2 separate regions of the Homo sapiens genome follow, and region 1 is linked to region 2. A link is a loop called in an ENCODE intact Hi-C map of the cell type or tissue named here. Cell type or tissue: GM12878. All regions are shown on one strand. Links, peaks and the distances in the headings refer to the core of each region. The heading gives the core; the rest is flanking DNA.

Evidence for each region. Hi-C counts contacts between places; a loop is a spot of excess contacts. Peaks named below come from ENCODE experiments on the same cell type or tissue, not always from the same donor. Only the 100,000 strongest peaks of a DNase experiment are listed, where the experiment ranks them.
Region 1: it touches region 2 in a loop (6-fold over the local background); 1 of 110 quality-filtered maps calls a loop at or near these places.

What each region holds. Positions count from the first base shown.
Region 1 is chr7:98,201,160-98,204,061 of GRCh38, reverse strand. LMTK2 (lemur tyrosine kinase 2) reads right to left here. Exons shown (of 14, transcript NM_014916.4): 12 at 356-488; 13 at 1-118. Among named protein-coding and RNA genes, the nearest start is that of BHLHA15, 8.8 kb to the left of the region's middle. RefSeq lists an enhancer at 290-469. In GM12878, for the core only: no CTCF peak of the experiment used is centred there; DNase peaks (open chromatin) are centred at 556 and 1,421; H3K4me3 peaks cover 930 bases; H3K27ac peaks cover 1,516 bases.
Region 2 is chr7:98,795,055-98,797,956 of GRCh38, reverse strand. No RefSeq gene overlaps it. Among named protein-coding and RNA genes, the nearest start is that of TMEM130, 74 kb to the left of the region's middle. RefSeq lists an enhancer at 1,488-1,547. In GM12878, for the core only: no CTCF peak of the experiment used is centred there; a DNase peak (open chromatin) is centred at 1,646; H3K27ac peaks cover 1,789 bases.

The DNA.
Region 1 (2,902 bases), core at 290-2,789, 590 kb after region 2:
GGCGGCGGAGAAAAGTACTTGGATGTTTGGAGAGAAGGCTTGGAGCTGAGCAGGTTACTTGTTGTCTTTGACATAAAAGGATCTGGGGAGAAGTCATCATCCCACTCAAAGCCACCACCTAGAAATAAAAAATAAAACCCCACCCTTTTTATCACTGCGTGATGAGGGAGAGGGGGAGCCTCTGGGCAGGTGCGCCCTGCAGGTCGGAAGACACAGCCCGGCCCGGCTGGCAGATGGCAGTTCTGTGCCCATGTCAGGGGGCGTCATTAAAGCAACATGGGAAGTTACCCTCAAAAAACCTTTACATTACTCAATTTTTCAGTTTCCTTTAAAACTAGACAATGACGTGAAATACCTTCTTCGTCGGTGGAGCTTTCGGAGTTGATGCACCTGCTCAGGTAGGGAGAGCCTGAGGCTGGGGCTGGGCCGCTCAGGTCCGGGCCGCACGCCTCTCCTCCACAGGGCCCCAGCTCTTTGGTTGGGGTCTCCTGAAAAGTCAAACAGAAACTCCTGTCAGCAAAGGCCTGCTCACGGGAACCCCCCGTGTGACCGCTTCCCCACTGGCAGGCGCATCAGACTCATCGACTGAGAAGTAAGCGTCTCAAGACAAGGGCGGCTCCAGGCCTGGGAGGACGGACAGACACTAGGCCCTGTCTCTCCCTCTGCCTGCAGCTCTGACCTCGGCAGAGGCATGAAGCAGCCCTCTGAGGCTGCAGAGAAGCGCAGAGCAGCAGGCAGGCGGGCACGAGCGGCAGTGCTCAAGGTGCCACCCACCAGCAACAAGTGTGTCGGCTTCTCCTCCACAATCCCCCGCCTGGACTCAGGTCAGCCCGGAATCCAAAGTGGGCACTGCCCTGGACACAGTGCTCCAGGAGAAGCCCTTGGTTCTGGCTTCGGAGCAGGAAGGGGGTCTTCTGATGCTCAGAAAGAGAAGGGGGAATTCCAGCTTTCTTCTTTTCTCTGTTCTCTTGCTCTCCAGTCTCAAGCAATCCTGGGGCAACAGCTGCCTATAATCCTGAGGGCCATGAAGCCTCCTCTCCACTGGAGGACTGTGATCACGAGCGGGAGGGGACCCTCGCTGAGTTTTTTTCCCTTCTGTCCTCCCACTGCTTGGCTCCAGATGCGCGTGCGATTGCAGGAAGTATGGCACATCGTGTAACTAAAGCCTCAACTTTCTAGCTAGGGGACCAGAAAGCAGAGGCCCAAAGAACTGCAAGTATCAGGGACATCACAGAAGAGGGAGGAGCTCAAAAAGGTGACCCGATGAAGTTGCTGGGGGGCTCCTGGGCTGTGTGTGGTAGATCTGACTCTGAACACACCCAAGCTTTGAAAATGAACCTCAGGGGAGACCGGGGTGGGGTGCGGGGCACACACGTGGGGCAGGTTCAAACAGCACAGCGAAGGCTTTGAAAGGGGAACTGGGAGCTGACACTGAAACCACAACCCACAGAAGGCTGCTTGGAGCTTGTGGCCTGCACCCACCGGGTCAAGGCCTGCTAAGGTAAAAGTATCAACATGATTCACAGCATTTACACATGGCACAGACTGCCTAACATGATAGGAGGATCCAAAAGCTAAAATTACTTCACATACAAAAACCAGGAACACCTCAATTTACCTGGGAAAAGACAATCAACAGGTGCCAGTGTCACCGTACCACAGATGTTGGAATTATCTGAAAAAGGACTATTATAAAAATGCTCCTACAACTAAGGGGAAACACTCTTACCATGAACAGAAATAGGGAAAATCTTAGCAAAGGAACAGATGATAAGAAGAATGACAAAAAGCAAAACTCAGAAAAGAAAAGTATAATAACCAAAATCTAGCAATTCAATGGATGGGCTCAACAGCATAATGGAGATGACGAAGGAAATCATCAGGGACCTTGAAGACAGAGCAACAGAAATCACCCAATCCAAACAAGAGCAAGAAAAAAAAAACCTGGAGGAAGAAAGGACCAGAGCCTCAGAACCTATGAGAGAATACACAGGGTCTAACCCTGGAGTCCCAGGAAGAGAGGAGACAGGGCGTGGGGCAGAAAAAGTACTAGAAGAAAAGAATGCCTGAAAACTTCTTAAATTTGGTGAAAGATACAAAACTACAGATTTAAGTTTAGCAAAACAAAAACGGGATAAATACAAAGAAATTGGGCCAGGTGGGGTGGCTCACAACTGTGATCCCAGCACTTTGGGTGGCTGAAGCAGGAGGATCCCTTGAGGCCAGGAGTTCAAAACCAGCCTGGGCAACACAGTGAGATGCTGTCTCTACAAACAATTTAAAAATTAGCTAGGCGTGGTGGTGCACGCCTGTAGCCCCAGCTACTCAGGAGGCTGAGGAGGGAGGATCACTGGAGCCCAGGAGTTCAAGGGTGCAGTGACCTATGATCGTGCCACTGTACTCCAGCTAGTGACAGAGCAAGACTCTGTCTCAAACAAAACAAAACAAAACAAAACAAAACACACACACGAAGAAATCCACCCTCAGATGCACCATAATCAAACTGCTGAAAGCTAAAGACAAAGATTTGAAAGCAGCCAGGGATAAAACATGTATTACAGCTTGAGCATCCCAAATCGGAAAACCAAAAATCCAAAATGCTCCAAAATCCAAAACCTTTTGAGCGCTGACATGACGCCCAAAGTGTTCACTGGAGCACTTGGGATTTCAAATTTTCAGATTTGGGATGCTGAACTGGTGAGTATAATGCAAATATTCCAAAATCTGAAAAAATCAGAAATTTAAAATGCTTCTGGTCCTAAGCATTTCAGATAAGGGACGCTCCACTTGTACTTCTAGGAGAAGAATGATCTGAGTGACTGCAAATTTCTCATGAGAGACCGTGGAGGGTGGAAGGAAGGGATACATTTTTAAAATGCTGAAAGAAAACAATTATCAACAC
Region 2 (2,902 bases), core at 253-2,752:
CTACACACACCACCACGCCTGGCTAATTTTTGTATTTTTAGTAGAGATAGGGCTTTGCCATGTTGCCCAGGCTGGTCTCGAACTCCTGAGCTCAAGTGATCCGCCCACCTCGGCCTCCCAAAGTGCTGGGATTACAGGTGTGAGCCACCGCGGCCGGCCAGGAGACACTCTATTTCTACAAAAAATAAAAAAAAATTAGCCAGGCGTGGTGGTGTGCACCTGTGGTCCCAGCTACTCTGGAGACTGAGGTGGGAGGATCACTCGAGCCCAGGAGCAGGAGGCTGCAGTGAGCTATAATGGCGCCACTGCACTCCAGCCTGGGGCACAGAGCAAGACCTTGTCTCCAAAAAAGTTAAAAATAATTGTTTAAAAAGACTTCATGGACAAGAAGCTGCTCTGTCTGTCCATTTGGCCACATCCAGTCCTCAGGGCTCTCAACTCAGGCCCAGCATCCCTTGCTCTGCCCCATCTGCAAATGTGCAGTGACAGCATCTATACTCCTGAAACCCTCCGTCGGCCTCTGACACAGCGGAACACGAAGAACACCCTTGAGCTCCTTGGCCTCCTGCGTGGCATCAGCCCCATGCCTCCCAAGGGCCCCATTATCTAAATTTAATCTCATGTGACAGGTGCCCAGAGCTGTTTCTGCCTGGTGATTTATGGAGACAAAGTGGGCCCCCTTCCAGACCGAGGGTAGTCTGCCCCAGCACCAAGATATGTGGGAGAACTGGTTCCAGGTTTGCCAGGCACCCAGGGCGACACCCACTTGTCCGTTCTGCCCATCCTGGGGACAGCAAAGTCCCTGGGCTACTTTGGAGTGGCTTTTTTATTTTTAAGTGCAAATACTTTTATATTCAGCCCCTGTAAAGCTATCGGATATTTGAAAAAATTGTGTATTTTTGTTGTTTTCTTTTTGAGACGACGCCTTACTCTGTTGCCCAGCCTGGAGTGCAGGGGCATGATCACAGCTCACTGCGGCCTGAAGGTCCTGGGCTTAAGTGATCCTCCGGCCTCAGCCTCCCGAGTACCTGGGACTACAGGTGCACGCCACCATGCCTTGTTGCTTTTTAATTTTTTTTTTTTCTTTTGTAGGGACAGGGTCTCACTATGTTGCTTAGGCTGGTCTTGAACTCCTGGTCTCAAGCAATTCTCCTGCCTCAGCCTCTCAAAGTTCTGGGATTATAGTGTGAATCACTGCACCCAGCCATAAAAACTTTTTTTGTTGGTTTGTTTTTGAGACAGAGTCTCACTCTGTTGCCCAGGCTGGAGGGCAGTGGCATGATCTCGGCTCACTGCGACCTCCACCTCCCAGGTCCAAGCAATTCTCCTGCCTCAGCCTCCTGAGTAGCTGGGACTACAGGTGTGGGCCACCACGCCCAGCTAAATTTTTTTGTATTTTTTTAGTAGAGACAGGGTTTCACCATGTTGGCCAGTCTGGTCTTGAACTCCTGACCTCTAATGATCCACCTGCCTTGACCTCCCAAAATGCTAGGATTATAGGCATGAGCCACCACGCCCAGTTGAAAGTTTTTAAATGTGAACCAAAGAATCTAGTTTTAAGAACTTAGCTAGGAACAAGTGAGTTCTTACTCACATAATGGAGTTCTCCAAATGAGTAACAGGAAGTGTAAAATGAAAGGCACGTCCCTTAGAGATTTGAAATTCTTCTGTGGCACAGTCCTGGCTGTGCTCTTTATTGAAGAAGTCTGCAGTCATTTTCAGAATTCACTCTAGAAGCTGACTTTTTAATTTGGGCATCCATAAACTAGTCATGGCAAAAGACACACAAACAAAAACACCATCACGCCAAAAAGGATGAAGAGCCAGGGATCCAACCAGTAGGAGAGCTCGGGAAGCGCGTTTGCTCTGGACTGAGGCCTGGCCACTTCTGGGGACCATCCTAGCCATCTGCCACGCGCCCACCTCCACCTCCTTCCTGAAGACCCGCCGCAACCCTAGCACTTGAAAAAGCCCTACTTATTCATTTTTGTTGTGGTAGAATAAACACTATGAAATTTACCATTTTAACCATTTTGAGTGTACAGTTGACCAGGTGTGGTGACTCATGCCTGTAACCCCAGCACTTTGGTAGGGCGAGGCAGGAGGATCGCTTGAGGCCAGGAGTTTGAGATCAGCCTGGGCAACATGGTGAGATCCCATCTCTATTTAAAATACAAAAATTAGCCAGTGTGCTGGTGCTTGCCTGTAGTCTCAGCTACTGGGGAAGTTGAGGCACAAGAATTGCTTGAACCCAGAAGGTGGAGGTTGCAGTGAGCTGAGATTGCACCACTGCACTCAGCCTGGGAGACTGAGTGAGATCCGTCTTTAAAAAAAAACAACAAAAAAGTTAGCCAGGTGTGGTGGTGCATCCCAGCTACTCGGGAGGCTGAAGCAGGAGGATTGCTTTGGCCAGGGAAGTCAAGGCTGCAGTGAGCTGAAATCGCACCACTGTACTCCAGTGTGGGTGGTAGGGTGAGACTCTATCTCAAAAAAAAAAAATATAAAAAAGTAGTTCAGTAGTGTTAAGTATATTCACATTGGCCAGGCACGTTCGCTCATGTCTGTAACCCCAGCACTTTGGGAGGCCGAGGTGGGTGGATCACCTGAGGTCAGGAGTTCAAGACCAGCCTGGCCAACATGGTGAAACCCTGTCTCTACCAAAAAAAAAAAAAAAATTAGCTGGGTATGATGGTGGGTGTCTGTAATCCCAGCTACTCGGGAGGCTGAGGCAGGAGAATTGCTTGAACCCAGGAGATGGACGTTGCAGTGAGCCAAGATGGTGCCACTGCACTCCAGCCTGGGCAACAGCGCGAGACTCTGTCTCAAGAAAAAAAGTATATTCACATTGTTGTGTAAGGAATTTCCAGAACATTTTTTATCTTGTAAAACTGAAACTCTATCC